3 separate regions of the Homo sapiens genome follow, and regions 1 and 3 are each linked to region 2. The links are chromatin loops, found by intact Hi-C in ENCODE. Cell type or tissue: endothelial cell of umbilical vein. All regions are shown on one strand.

What was found. A loop is a pair of places that touch in the nucleus more often than their neighbours do. Peaks named below come from ENCODE experiments on the same cell type or tissue, not always from the same donor. Only the 100,000 strongest peaks of a DNase experiment are listed, where the experiment ranks them.
Region 1: it touches region 2 in a loop (9-fold over the local background); 17 of 110 quality-filtered maps call a loop at or near these places.
Region 3: a loop joins it to region 2, with 14 times the contacts of the local background. A loop is called at or near these places in 6 of 110 quality-filtered maps.

What each region holds. Positions count from the first base shown.
Region 1 is chr10:31,488,534-31,493,533 of GRCh38, reverse strand. All of the region lies in intron 2 of ZEB1 (zinc finger E-box binding homeobox 1), which reads right to left. Among named protein-coding and RNA genes, the nearest start is that of ZEB1, 170 kb to the right of the region's middle. RefSeq lists an enhancer at 2,108-2,227. In endothelial cell of umbilical vein, a CTCF peak has its summit at 2,202 (motif pointing right); a DNase peak (open chromatin) is centred at 2,263; H3K27ac peaks cover 224 bases.
Region 2 is chr10:30,723,986-30,728,985 of GRCh38, reverse strand. No RefSeq gene overlaps it. Among named protein-coding and RNA genes, the nearest start is that of LINC02644, 3.3 kb to the right of the region's middle. In endothelial cell of umbilical vein, CTCF peaks have their summits at 1,821 and 2,041 (motif pointing left); a DNase peak (open chromatin) is centred at 2,035.
Region 3 is chr10:31,316,495-31,321,494 of GRCh38, reverse strand. ZEB1 (zinc finger E-box binding homeobox 1) reads right to left here and starts at 2,279. Exons shown (of 9, transcript NM_001174096.2): 1 at 2,203-2,279. The coding sequence starts at 2,260. It overlaps ZEB1-AS1 (ZEB1 antisense RNA 1), which reads left to right and starts at 2,400. Exons shown (of 3, transcript NR_148979.1): 1 at 2,400-2,599. RefSeq lists silencers at 1,705-1,794, 1,835-2,284, 3,025-3,084. In endothelial cell of umbilical vein, a CTCF peak has its summit at 1,920; DNase peaks (open chromatin) are centred at 694, 2,044, 2,524 and 3,124; H3K4me3 peaks cover 3,441 bases; H3K27ac peaks cover 4,104 bases.

The DNA.
Region 1 (5,000 bases), 760 kb before region 2:
ATATTTTTTTCCTGTAAGACGTAATAATGTCAACAGATTAACTGGTTAACCTAAATGCAATTTTAAAAAGAACACTAGAATGCTCCTAAGGTTTTTGTTTATAGTATAAATTCTAAAGCAAATATGTAAGTGAGAAAAATGCCTGAGTAGTAAGACTTTGTTTTTTCAAAATGAAACATAATGGAAAAAGGTGGGCTAAAAAATAAGTCATGAAATATTACTCAGCAATAAAAAAGAACAAACTATTGATACAAGCAACAGCTCAGATGAATTTCCAAGAATTTATAGAGAATGAAAAAGTCAGTCTAAAAGGTTACATACTGTATGATTTCATTTATGTAACTTTCTTCAAATAACACAATTGTAAAGATGGAGATTAGTGGTTGCCAGGGGTAAGGAATGCGGCAAGGTAGAGGGACAGGGGTGAACATGTAATGGGAAACGAGAGCCTGTTAGTGACAGAACTGCTCTGTATCTTGACTGTATCAATGTCAATATGCTTGTTGTGACATTATATTATGTTACCATTGGAGGAAACTGGGTAAAGGGTACACAGGATTTCTCTGTATTATTTGTGAATCTATTATTATGTCAAAATAAAAAGTTTAATTTAAAAATAAGTCAAAGGCAAATATCTCAAATTTAGACCAAAAGAGCTTATGGCTTGTTCTTTTTAGTCATAAGATGAAATTCCTAGTAAATAAAAACAAGGATGGAAAATGTGATTCATTCTAATAAAAATCCAGAAGACTTACTATCATTTGCAGGATAACATAGTTTAAGCTGAAGGACTGATTATTTAGCATATGTGTTAAATTCAAAAACTTGTATTTTTTGAAATTCACACCCATGTGTTTCTAACCATTTCAAATATGTTCATGGGAATATCTTACTGCAACCTCTAAGAAGGCACAGTAAATGCCTAACTGAATCATATTTCCCTTTCCTGGTTTGTCTACTCCTCTTTGACACACATTCACACATGCCATGCACATTTATACCTGTATAGATACTCCTTGACTTATGATGAGGTTAAATATTGATAAACCCCGTTATAAATGGAAAATATCATGTCAAAATGCATTTAATACGCCGGTCCTACTGAACAACACAGTTCAGCCTAGTCTACCTTAATGCTCAGGACAATTACAGTATCCTACAATTGGGCAAAATCATCTAACATGAAGCCCATTTTATAATAAAGTATTAAAATCTCATATAATTTATTGAACACTATATTGAAAATGAGAAACGATTACATGGGTCCTTGGAGTGTGGTTTCTATTGAATACATATTTCTTTCACACCACTGTAAAGTTGAAAAGTCTTAAGTCAATGTTGTAAGTTGGGGACCTTCTCTATACCTTTCCTGAAGTTGCTCCCTCTGCCTAGAAAGCCGTTACCCAGTCCAAATGAGTAACTTCCACAGATTTTTAAAAGGCCAATTCACATCTCTCTCATTCTGTAAGTCATCGCTGAGCCAGCTTTCTGCTATTCCTACCCTATTCCCTGCTAAGGGAAAACTATCAAAAAAGCGAATGCCAACAGATTCCTAAATTCAGACCTGAATGTGTTCAAACTTTAGAGATGAAATGTTTCACTGTATACTTTTCCAGATAGTTTCATTTTCCTGCTCCTGTATCTTCCAATTTATAATATGTATGTGAATATTTGGGGTGTAACTGTATAGCAAAGTTAAAACAAATGCAACTCACAACCTCCATGAACACCCATTAACTTAGATAATGATTAAAAATATATACCTGAGGTCAGATCCAGTTAATATGGAGAATCCACAAACTGTTTATGTCTGCTACTGAATCTAGATAATAAAACTTGAGAATGAAGGAAACGGTTATTTAAAGACTCTAAAGGGTAAGTCACAGCAGGTGGACTGGAGAAGATGACATGACAAGAATTCAGAGTAGCACAGGGTGATTCCCCTTACCTTTTTCTTTCTTCTTCTTTTTTTAAAAGGTACCCCTGGCCTGGATTCAAGGGAGCTTAAAACCTGAAAGTGGGCCCTGGGGCATGGCAGTGAAGGCTCTAGGAGAATCCTTATAGTTTAGGCTCAAGGAGCAGGAAAAGTCTCAAAGAAGAGAAAAATTGCCCTTTTCTCCTTCATTCTCTTGCATCCTAGCCTTCAAGGTAGTAGCAGAGATAATGATAACTGCAAGAATTTAAAACTTTGAGGGAGGGAAAACTTCCTCTCCAGTAGGAGGAGCTGTGGCCCTAAGAGTACAATATAAACTCCACTGAGCTCTTTCTCTCCCTGTCTTCTTTCAGCTCTTCTACAGGCATAGATGCAGGAAGCATGTGGCAAAGTAGGGTAAATAAAGTCCCAGAGTTTTGGCTAGAGGACTGAAAAGCAGAGTCTCCAGGAACTCAAAGTACTGAGATCATGAAAGAGAGAGGCTCAGGAAAGTGACCTCATAAGGCTGTTTATGAACTCTTGGGTTTATGCTCAAACTTCTCATGTGTGAATCTGATCACAGACTGTGAGAAACTAAGTATAGACAGACAATTACCCATGTTCTAGATTGGACCCTGGGTGGTACATGAAGGACAGATCTGAACAGCATTTCAAAGGCTTTGAAAAGTGAACCAGTTGTGGAATCAAAACCTATATACTGGCTGGAGACTGCATCCCGAATACAACTGGATAAATTGCCTGTTAAGCAAAAAATATCAAAATTCTCGATAGGATTTAAATAAGACGAAGTATTAGTCTTATTTAACTTATTAATCTCACAACATAATACTTGAAATATCCAGAATATAATCTCAAATTACTTGGCATGTGAAGAATCAGAAAAAGTCTCAAGTCACATAGGAAAAGATGATCAAAAAATGGCAACATTGGGAAAAAAAGATGTTAGAATTATTAAACTAAGACATTAAGACAACTATTATAAAAATGCTCCAAGAAGTAAGGGTAAACACTGTTGAAAAGAATGGAAAGATAGAATGTCTCAGCAAATGGAAGATATTTAAATAAAAACTAAAAGAAAATTTTAGAACTAAACATACAGTAACCAAAGTTTAAAAATCACTGGATGGGCTTAATAGTAAAATGGAGATAAGAGAGCAAAGACTGGTGAACTTGACAGTACATCAATGGAAACTATCCACTTTGAATAAGACAGAGTAAAAATATTTATTAAAAAATAAAGAGTCTCAGGATAATGCAGGACAATAATAAAATATCTAACTTTCATGTCACTGGAGTCCCAGAAGGAAAAGAGCTGTAGTGCAGAAAAAAAACTGAATAATGTTTAAAAATTTCCCAAATTTAGTGAAAGACATAAACCAACAGATTTAAGAACTGAACCTCAAATAGTAACCTCCTAACCCCCCAAATCTAGGCTCGAACCCATCAATCAAACACTAGGCTCAAATCCATCAATCAAACTAGTTTAAAAAAATACTAAAAAGAGCCAGAGGAAATAATATATAATTATAGGGGATCAATGGACTACAGAGTTATAATCAGAAATCATAGATTCCATAAGAAAGTGGAACATGTTTAAAACAAAAAATATCTGTCAGCTCAAAATTCTAAATTCAATAAGAATATCCTTTAAAAAACGAAGGTAAAATAAAGACATTCTCAGATAAAAAGTATAGTTCATTGCTGGCAGATCTGTTCTAAAAGAATTACTAAAGGAAGACTGTCATAAAGAAGGTGAAATGAGGGACACTTGGAATGTCGGGAATAAAAGAAGAAGAGAAATGATGTAGTACATATAAAAACTATAAAATAAAGGAGGGAGAATAACAAGACTTACATGAAAGATTTATACAATCCACTTGGCAGGGTAAAAGATTGATTCTAAATAGACTGTGAAAAGTTAGGATGTACATTCTAATCCATAGAGCAACCACTAAAAGAAATCTATACAAAGATACATAGTCAAAACTAAATTAAAATGGAATACTAAAAAATATTCAAATGATCCAAAACAAGGCAGAAAAAGAGGACCAGAAGAGTGAAAATACAGAGAGAAAAACAAAAAACAAATAATAAAATGATAAACCCAAATCCAAACATAAAACATTTTATGAAATATAAATGGCCTAAACAAACCAATTAAGGGCAGAGATGATCAGAATAGACCAAAAATAATAAAAAAAATCCCCATTAATATCCTATCTACAAAAATTTCTTCAATTATAATTACATAGTTTAAAAGTAAAAGGATAAAAAATTCTATCATGAAAAATTATATCATTAACCAGAAGAAAGCTAGCGTGATTATAGTAATATCAGACAAAGTAGACTTCAGTGATAAGAAAATTATCAGAGATCAAGAAAAACATTGCATAATGATAAGAGGGTCAATTTGCCAAGAAAACAGAGAGATCTTAAATGTGTATGCCTTTAACAACAGAGCTTTAAAATAAGCAAAGCAAAAATGAACAGAACAAAAAGTAGAGACAAATCTACAATATTCTTGCAGGCTTCTAATACTCCTCTTGCATTAACTGACAGAACAAGTAGACAAAAAATTAGCAAGGATATAGAAGAACCAGGCAACATTAACAACTAGATCCAAATAACATTTATAGATTTATAGAACACACCCCAATGACGAAATTCACATTCTTTTCAAATGTACACAAAATATTCATGTAGACACACCACTTCCAAGATCATAAAACAAAACAAATTTTAAAGGATTTAAATTCTATAAAGTATGTTCTATGATCATAATGACCAGATGTCAATAGGAAAAAGATAAGAAAATCTCCAAAACACTGGAAATTAATAAACTGATTTAGAGAGAATCTATGGATCAAAAAGGGAAATAAAAAACATCAAAATCTGTGGAGTGTCCCTAAAACACTGTATAGAGGGGAATTTATAGCATTAAATGCTTGTGCTAGAAAAGAAGGTCTCAGATCAAAATTCTGAATTGTGTATTAAAACAACAGTAAACAAGGAGCAAAATAAACCCAAAGCAAGCAGAAAGAAGTAATAAAAATCAAAAAGCAATAAA
Region 2 (5,000 bases):
GTTTTCTCCTGCTTTCTTCTGCTCATTCCTCGCCTTTCCTTTGTCACACAATATTTTAACTGGCTATTTATTTATATCCCTCTCCTGACAGAATGTAACTACCCAAGAGAAGTGTTAATTATTTACAACTTGGAAGTGAGGCATAAAGATGATTACATGCCTATACTTGTGCATTATCCAACACGCCTGCCTACAGGTACCTGACTCTCTAGGGAATATTGTCTTTTCTGATTTACAGTTTACTATTGATCAGGCGTAGACTCTAAAGTTCCATGTTAACTTATAGAAAACTGATAAACTATAGATGATTTTTGTCCAGTAGAGGTGTAAAGGATTTCTGGCGAGTAGAAAATCATAACTGTGTGTGTTACAGTTTTATTACCTTGTAGGATATTAACCAATTTTGAATGTTGTTTTAAAATTGTATTCCATCATCCGTCTACTGTCTCCATCTATATACATAAGTATCTACGCGTCTGTGTATGTGTATATTTTCCCTGGCTTTTTCAGAACTAATGTTACTATTCTGTCAGCTCCATCATTATCGATTTACTGATTTAAATAAGTCATTGGCACAGGCCAGGGCAGCTGAGGAAGTGGGATTGCTCAGCAAACTTTAAGCGAGAGCCTGTCTCAAGGAGTGTGGTCCAGTCAGCAGCTTCTAGGTGCAGTGCCTTCTGGAATCACCATACCAGGGGTCCCCAACTCCCAGGCCCTTGACTGGTACTGATCCATGGCCTTTTAGGAACTAGGCCACACAGCAGGAGGTGAGTGGCTGGCCAACAAGCAAGCAGTACCACCTCAGCTCCACCTCCTGTCAGATCAGCCACAGCATTAGATTCTCATAGGAGCACGAACCCCATTGTGAACTGTGCACGTGAGGGATCTAGGCTGCACAGTGCTTATGAGAATCTAATGCCTGATGATATGAGATGAAAGTTTCATGAAACCACTCCTGACCCTCTCCCCATCCATGGAAAAATTGTCTTCCACAAAACCTATCCCTGGTGCCAAAAAGGTTGGGGACTGCTGCACTACACCTTTCGTGCCAAGGTCAGGCCCAGCCAGTGACAGAGTCCAGAGGGTCCTGGGCCTGGCCATTTCTGACCACTTCCTCCAAGGGATGACTGCTGGGGCTCCTTGGGGGCTGGTCAGACCTCCTCAGAGTTGTCCCTCACTCAGAGGCTCTTTCCTCCCCATTCTCCTTCCTTCCTCTCTCCTTTGCTGGACACTGCCAGTGAGGCCCTGAGGCTGAGTTACTCCCCAGGCCAGGTGTGGGTGGAGGAGGGCAGTTGTGGTCACAGGCTGAGTGGGAAAGGAGCCGGTTTCTTCAGGCCCTTGGAAAATCAGGGAGGAACTGGTATGCTAATTCAGTAATTCTCCCATAGCCTTGACAGGTACAAAATCTCTGAAAACCGGTATTTAAAATTATATTTCTAATCATGCCATTTTCTCTGCTTGGCAATTCAGGAAGTTGAATAGATGATTATGAATCATCCGCAAGTGTGGCTAATTAAATATTTGATCAATAGAATTTAGTGCTTTTCATCTGCAGAGAGTTTTCCTGACATTAACTAATTGAGCCAAAGAAAGGTATCACCTTCATTCTATAGATGGCAAAGCTGGCAAAGGGAAGAGGTTTAAAGAAGCCAGCAAAATAAAAAAATAAAAAATTAATGAGCGAGTGCATGCGGGGGGAGGGAAGCCTGGCTAAGAGGAACTGTGGTCTGCAGACTCCCACTTTGGGCACGTTCATGTCACTGCACAATTTATCACTGCTTGCATCAGGGCAATGCGAACATTCCCAGGTCAGCCCATCGTAGAGTTCAGGTTCCTTGAACTGGAAACAAATGAGCCGGACGGAGCTGGAGTTGGCCCCTGGGGTCTTTAGGGGAAGGTCTTGGCCCAGTTCTGTGCCTAAGAGCAGAGGCTTCCTCTGCAGATCCTAGGACTGTGAAGCCGGAGGCGGCGCTGGAGTTGGAGCCTTGGCTTCTGCGTTGAGCAACAGCGCCACCTGCTGGCCACAGCCTTCCGTCTGCGCGGCTGCCCCTCGCCAGATGCAAAGGTATCTCCTTTGTCGCTTCCGTATTTCCTTCCCTGGCCAGTCCCTGCATTTCCTTTCCTGGCTTCTCCAGCTGGAGGGAGGCAGCTGACAGCTTATATCAAACCTGATAGAAATCTGTTAGAGAGACATTCGGATATTAACAGCAAACACCTCCCCCTAACCCTATCACCCCTGGATAAAATTAGTGTTCATGAGGAAAGGTCTCATTCCCAGGCAGGTCTCGTTCCTCAGCTTCCACTGGAATGGGTCTCTTACCAGCGATGGGAGGATGAGGAAGAACTGAATGTTGAAGACCCTCCTCAGTAAAGGGCATAGCGGGTGCCTCTCGGGGCTGCCTGCGAGGATGTGATGAAATCATGCAGAGAAAGCAGCCTGTTCGGGCGGGGCCTGCGATTCCTCTCCCGCCCTTACCTAAGGCCCTCCCTAAAGCAGGAGGTGACCTTGGGCCTCAGTTTACCTCCATTATTCAACAACAATCAGGTACAGGGGAATGCGGACCACCACATCTGGGTGCCGTCCTTAAAGAGCCTTGCCCCACCCAGCTCTGTTATCTTAGCCGAGTCCCGTAACTTTTGTATGCCTTGGTCTTTTGTTTATGACATGACCAATCTATCTCCCAGGGCCATTCAAAGATTTTTTAAGAGTCAAAATCTAAAAAAAAATTTAATATAGCAAGATTCCAAAACTTTCCATATTTCCAATGCAACAGAACAATTTCGTTTTCCTGAGCAGCTTATAAAATCAGAGCAGCATTTGATAGAGCTGCCTCATGGTCACTGAGGTCTACCAAAAAATGGCACTACTGGGTAGGAAACCCAAGTCCGCCATTTTCCAAGTGCCATGTTGTTTGCTGGAGATTTCAGAAATATCTTTATATGAAGATCAGATGAGAGGAGGATGTAATAGAGTCAGCACCTGTAATGGTTTCAACATCAAGGTCCAAGATGGAAGTGCTAGCGCAGGGCGCAGGATACTATGAAACCAGGCAGCCCTGGAAACACCCCGGGTCCCATGAGAAAGGGACGCACTAGGCCTGGGGATCCTGAGGACCAGAGGAGTCAGTCGCAGGTGCTGTTGCCGGGTCATCCCCACATCTGAAGAGCCCCTTAGCCGGATTCCCCTGGCCCGCCCATGTCCAAGTTCACTTTCCTTCTGTGCACCCTCACCTCAGCCTCGAGGCCCTACTTGCTATGTCCTTATCCTGCCTGTGCCACACGTGGGAGACTGGGTGTGCCTCTCCTCTCCCTCTCCTCCTTCCAGATCTTCTCTTTGGAACTGATGGCTGAAGGACTGATGTCCAGTTGCAGTGAGAAATCCTGCCAGTCCTTTCAGGCCGACTCAGAGGACACCTCCTCCCAGAAGCCACCCTGATCCCTTCCCCTCCCTCCCACCTCCAGCCAGAAGTCCCTCCTGTGGACACGATTCGTTTCCTTGGGCTGTTATGACAAAGTACCACAAACTGGAGTGCTTAAACAACAGAACCTTTATTGTCTCACAGCTCTGGAGGGCGGAAGTCTGAGATCAAGGTGTGGGCAGGGTTGGTTTCTTCTGAGGCCTCTCTTCTGGGCTTGTAGAGGGCCGTCTTCTCCCCGTGCATCTGCACACGGTCTTCCCTCTGTGCATGCCTGCCGCCACTTCCCAATTTCCCCTTCATATAAAGACACTAGTCAGATTGGATTAGGCCTACCCTGAAAACCTCATTTAACTTAATGACTCAAGTATCTCCAAATAAGGTCACATTCTGCGGTACTAGGGGTTAGGACTCCAATCTTTTTGGGGGAGTAGGTGAAGGGGAAAGAGTGGGGCACAATTCCATGCAGAACAGGTTCTTGTTGCATTGCTATTATTATTATTTTTAGAGACAAGGTCTCACTGTATCACCCAGGCTGGAGTGCAGTGGTGCAATAATAGTTCACTGCAGTCTTGAACTCCTGGGCTCAAGTGATCCTCCCACCTCAGTCTCCCAAGTAGCTGGGACTACAGGTGCACCCACCATGATTGACTAACTTTTAAATATTTTTATAGAGATGGGGTCTCACTATGTTGCCCAGGCTGGTCTCAAACTTCTGGGCTCAAGCCATCCTCTTGCCTCAGCTTCCCAGTGTGCTGGGAGTACCGTGTGAGCCACCATGCCTGGCCCTGCATCATTATTTATGCTTCTTGGTGAATTATCATTATTTTTGTGTCCCAGGGAATGCAGATCCCTTGGGGCATCAGAGCCTAGATATAAGATATATTTGCGTTCTGTTGACCCTTAAGCTAAGTACCCACTCAAGAAATAATTGAATGAACAAGTAGTAAATACAAGTATTCATGAATGAATGTGGACCACTGCAAATAATGAGAGGTCTGGAATGTGCAACATGTTACTAGAAATAGACTTCAGCAGATGCTGTGGCTGTCGTGATAACCGTATGTGAATCTGTGGAAAGACTCCATCCAACCAAAAAAAAAAATCTTTCCCACTGGGACCTCAAATACCGTTGGCAAATGACGCTCCCTGCCGGATCTTTGCAGTTCCTGATTTTAATAATGGAATGGCCTCCTTCAGGAAGGAAGCATGGAGGGTGAGCGGGGAGGATGAAAGGAAGTCATAAGGACAGGTAGGGTCCTGCTGCATCGTCGTCTTTTAGGACAGGCTCTGACACTAACCAAGTCCTGCAATCCCAAATGCACTCTTTCCCCGTTTGCTGTCTTCCATCTGCAGAAACCGCTACTAAACATTAGGCTTGTTTTATTTTTCTTTGCTTCCATACAGGCTCTTGGTCAGTCATTGCTCAATATTTCTTTTTTTTTTTTTTTTTTTTTTTTTTTGAGACACGGTCTCACTTTGTCATCCAGGCTGGAGTGCAGTGGTGCAATCACAGCTCACTGCATCCTCAATCTCTTGGGCTCAGGCAAGGTTCCCACCTCAGCCTCCCTAGTAGCTGGGACT
Region 3 (5,000 bases), 590 kb before region 2:
AATATGGAACACACACTATTTGACGCTAAAACAGGAAATTAAAATTGCAATAGCCTATGCTCCACTCCTTGCTATAACAAGTCATCTCTCCACAATGAGAATACCAAAATACCTTTCGTTTATAATCAACAGACGTCTTTAAAATGCAAGTGTTTATTTGAATAATTAAAATCACGAAAGCAGTGATTTTAATGATGGCTCGAATATATTAAAAATATAATTATGGATTGGAAGGAAACATCTTGAAACAGCTTAAAAATCTTCGTATCTGCTTCTAGACAGGAAATCCCACACAAAATCTAAAATTGCCAGGAAAGGTTACAAAACCTCGCGTTTCGCATCCCAGAGGGGAGGGAGAAAGGGAGCCCAGGCGCGGGGGGTGGGGCTGGGGGAGCACGAGAGAGTTTTCTCCTAAACACGTATTTCCTCGTTTTCTCGACGCTGCAGCGGTCCCATTATAGACGCATTTATTGCCCCTCTCTTAAAAGTCGTTTTAAAAATAACGCAGGAACCAAAGCGAGCCCCTCGGTCCGAAATGTACGTGTAATTCCTTATATAGCCTGGGCTGCGGCCGGCGGCAGGGCCGTTGCCGCCCATTATTATACAAACAGGTACCGGGGCGGCGCAGGCGGGGGCTGCTCTCCCTGCGCTCCCGCCGCCCCCGGGCGGACAAGTCTCGCCCCTCTCGCCACAGGAACTGTCCAGACAATAACAATCAGCAGACATTTCGCTGCTGCACGAGAGGGAGAGAAAGCATAGCATCGCCCCGAGATAACCAGAAATACAATCAACTTACAACGTCTCTCCAAACTGGAAAAGGCGACTGTGCAACCACCACCACATGTTCAGGTCTCGATCCCTCGGGCTGTCTCTCTTTTTTTTTAACTCTCACGCCAGGCAGAGGGGTGTGTGTTTCCCTTGGCACAGCAGCACAAATCAATAAACACTGCAGCTGCGGTGCAAGTAGCAGCCCCGCGCGTCCGTCGGTCCGTCCGCCCCCTCCCCCACCCTCCTTCCACCCGAGACCCAGAGCGCCATCCAAGCCCCATTATCCGGCTTCAGCGCTCCGTGCGTCCGGCCCAGGTAACAACTTCCCCAAAAACCGAAAGAGAAAAGCGCGAGGCGCACGCACACCGGCCCATCCCGGCGCAGAGACCTCGTCTGCCCCGGGAGGGGGATCTGTCTGTGGTGCTTCCCGGTCTCTAAGCCCAGGTAACAACTCCGCAAACACACCCGCCGCCCAGCTCGCCCCCATCCGCGCGGCTCCCGGCGGCGTTAAGTGGGTACCTTTCCTGCCTTGTTCCCCGCGCCGCCCCGCCGCGCCCCGCCAAACGTGGACCCCACTCGCGGGGCTCGCCGCGGAGTCCCCAGGCCGGGGCTCTGGGCCGGGCAGCGGGAGGCGCCAGGGAGGAGGGGCGCTTAGGGACCCGCGCCCCCGCGCCTCTAATCCCCGTTACGCGAGCGCGCCCGGCCCGCGGGTCCCAACTTTACCGCCGCCGGCCGAACCCTGTCCGCCCGCGGCGCGCACAGCCGGCGCCCGCGCACACGCGCGCACAAACCCCACGCAACCCGCGGCCGCCCCGTCCCGCCGCCGCCGCAGCCCGCCTGCCGCGCGCCCACAGCCCGGCCCGAGTCGCGGGGCCCGAGCGACAGCGACGGCGCCGGCCGGGGCCGCGGCGCGCGGAAGCCACTTTGCACGGTCAGCGCCGGGCACAAGTTTGTTCCGCGGCTCCCGGGGGCCTGGGCGCTGAGGGAGAATCGCGCTGAGGGGGCCAGGAGGAGGGGGAGAGGGAGGCGCCGAAGGGCACAAGAGTGGGGAAAAGTGCGGAAAGAAGCAACAGCCGCTCCACCCGGGACCAGAAAAGTGGCCAGTGCGTCCCGGCCGCCCGCCCTGCGCCGGGGATGCGGCGGCGTCGGCGCCGGCTAACGGTCCAGGGAGGCGGCAGGGGCGGCGGGAGCCGCTAGGCGGAGAGAGACCAGGTAAGAGACATAACGGTTCAGGGAGAGCGAGCGGCCGCGGCGCGGCTCCGGCAGCGGCGGCAGCGGAGGGGGGCAGAGAGCACTACTTTCTACTTTCCCACTCCACTTTGCCGTCCCTGCCCCGGCTGCCCCCAGCCCGGCTCGCCCCCCTCACCCCCGGGGGCGCCCCGGCTGCCCAGCTCCCCCTGACTCCGCCGCTCCCCGGTCCCCTCCGCCACTCACCGTTATTGCGCCGCGGGTTCGCCTGCTTTCTGCGCTTACACCTGGGGCCATCCGCCATGATCCTCTCGCTTGTGTCTAAATGCTCGAGTCACCTCCTCCCCCTCCCTCCCCCTTCCCCCCCACCCCTCCGCCTCCACCCCTCCCCCCTCCCCACCGCACCTGGTTTACGACACTCCCGGCTTTACGACATCACCTTCCTTACACCTAGAGGCTCTCGCTCTACGGCCGGAACCTTGTTGCTAGGGACCGGGCGGTTTGCGGCAACCGTGGGCACTGCTGAATTTGAATTGAGGGGCGAGGGAAAAGTTTTCCTCAGGTGTGGTGGGGAGAGGGAGGCGGATGCCGGGAAACCGTAGGGACGCGGTCAGAAAGGCGACGGGCTGTCGGAGTTGGAAAGGTAAAGTTGGAGGCTCGGCGGCGTCCTGCCTCCGCGCTGGCCACACCCGCCGCGGCTGCCCGGGGCAGGGAGGGATCTGGCTGATTCTCCCTGTACCCTGTGCCCTCGGAGCTGCCCCTCCGAGCGCCCAGAGGTCCCCGCCTGCCTGCTTCCTGGAGGCAGGGCTACCATCAGTCCCACGCCTCGCGTGTCCGCCCCCCGCACCCCGGGGCCAAGGAAAGGGATCGCGGTCTGGACTCCCCGGGGAGTTCCCTTGATGAGGGGAAGGGCAGGTTTGGGGACGGCGAGGACACGCGGCGACCGGAGAGAGGCTACCTGACCCGCGCAGCCCGGACTCCCTTCCCTTCCCTTCCAGGGACGCCTGGTTTCCCCCCAAGCGAACCGGGATGGGAAGTGACTTCAATGAGATTGAACTTCAGCTGGATTGAAAGAGAGGCTAGAAGTTCCGCTTGCCAGCAGCCTCCTTAGTAGAGCGGAATGAGTAATACCCACACGGTGCTTGTCTCACTTCCCCATCCGCACCCGGCCCTCACCTGCTGTCACCTCGGCCTCCCACACCCGGTCCGCGCTCCCCGCCCTCTTCCTCGCGTAGAACCGTGGGATCCTAGGTGGCAGGACTCAGAGCTAAGGTATCCACAGGCCATGAATTCCTTCCTAAATGAGCGGTCATCGCCGTGCAGGACCTTAAGGCAAGAAGCATCGGCTGACAGATGTGATCTCTGAACCTGATAGATTGCTGATTTTATCTTATTTTATCCTTGACTTGGTACAAGTTTTGGGATTTCTGAAAAGACCATACAGATAACCACAAATATCAAGAAAGTCGTCTTCAGTATTAAGTAGAATTTAGATTTAGGTTTCCTTCCTGCTTCCCACCTCCTTCGAATAAGGAAACGTCTTTGGGACCAACTTTATGGAATAAATAAGCTGAGCTGTATTTCAAGTAATATAGTTATAAATTAACAATGTAGCAGTTATTGATAGAGAAATTGAGAAAACTGAAACGTGACCGGAGTATTGGAAATAACGTAGTACATCACCTAGCACAATGACACATAGTAGGTGCTCAATAAATTTATGCTTATAATTTTTGTCACTTCTATGGCAGGATTTTTTTATTAGGTTAAAATTATCTTTTAAACACCTTCCGGAATTTTAGAATATTCATTAATAATGTCTTCAAACCTTTCAACTGAAATAAATTTACAGCTGAAGTCTGATGATTTAAAGTTAGAAAGTTTAATCTTGAATATAAATGAACATTTTCTCTCCCACATTTTCTTGGGCATTTTGAGAAGTAAATGCGTTATTTATTGGTCCATGAAATGTGACTGTAAATATTCTTTGCTATACATTATGTCTATATATCTGCATTCATCCTCAATGCCAAAACTAGAATCATTAGTCTTAATGATCATTTTAAGTACAGGCAGTCCTCGCTTTCCTTGATACCATGTTAACCGAAACTTGTGTATGTCAACACGGTGTCCTTGCTTTGCTTGGTTAAGTGTGAGTTCTTCCTCCCTTTTTTTAAGAGTTGTACAATGTTTTTCAGTCGCCTACCGAATCAGGTCATAGACTATGGAATTGACCCCACCCCACCAACATTTTTACAGCTACCCTGATTTCTGACCAGAAAGGAAAAAAAAACTTTCCAGCTCTATCACACATTTTACCTACTCTTAAACTTAGGAGGTATTACAAATAGCATTTTCTCATGTTCTCTTTCTGGCCTGTACCTCCCTGCTAAGCTTCCTTCAGTGTTCATCCTCACCTCATAGAGAGATGAAGTGAAGAGACAAACAGAAGTCATTTTCTTCCTTACTTTAGTGGTTTCTGGTTTAGTTAGTTTGGGCCAAACTGTGGACAAGTACCTTTTCAGGTAACTTTTTTTTCTTATTTCTATGTCCTCAACACCTAGTGGAGTACGTAGCCAATAGTAGATGCTTAATAAACATTTCTTAAATTAATATTGTTGACCTTTTCTGACCCTGTTCTTGACAGTAAGGTACATAATCTGCCTTCATCCCTTTAGTCCTTAGGAACAGATAAAGTCATGGATATGAAAGTGATCACTGTCATTAATATCCACATTAAAATTGCTCTTGATTTTAGTTTCTCCATAATCATTTTCCCTAAACAATGAACTCTGTTCACCTTTTTTTTTAAAATATGCACAGTGAATATTACTGGTAGCCCAAATCTTCTAACATAAAATTTCCATTTTGTAAAAGCTTCTGATAAGCATATATGTTATGAATTGAATGTTTGATTATTATACTTTAATATTCTTGAAAATATTGATACCTGGACTGGAAAGAAAACAGACAAAAGTAAATCTCAGAATAAATTACTGCTTTAAACATGATGCATGTGTGACGGTTGCTTCTTATCTCTTAAA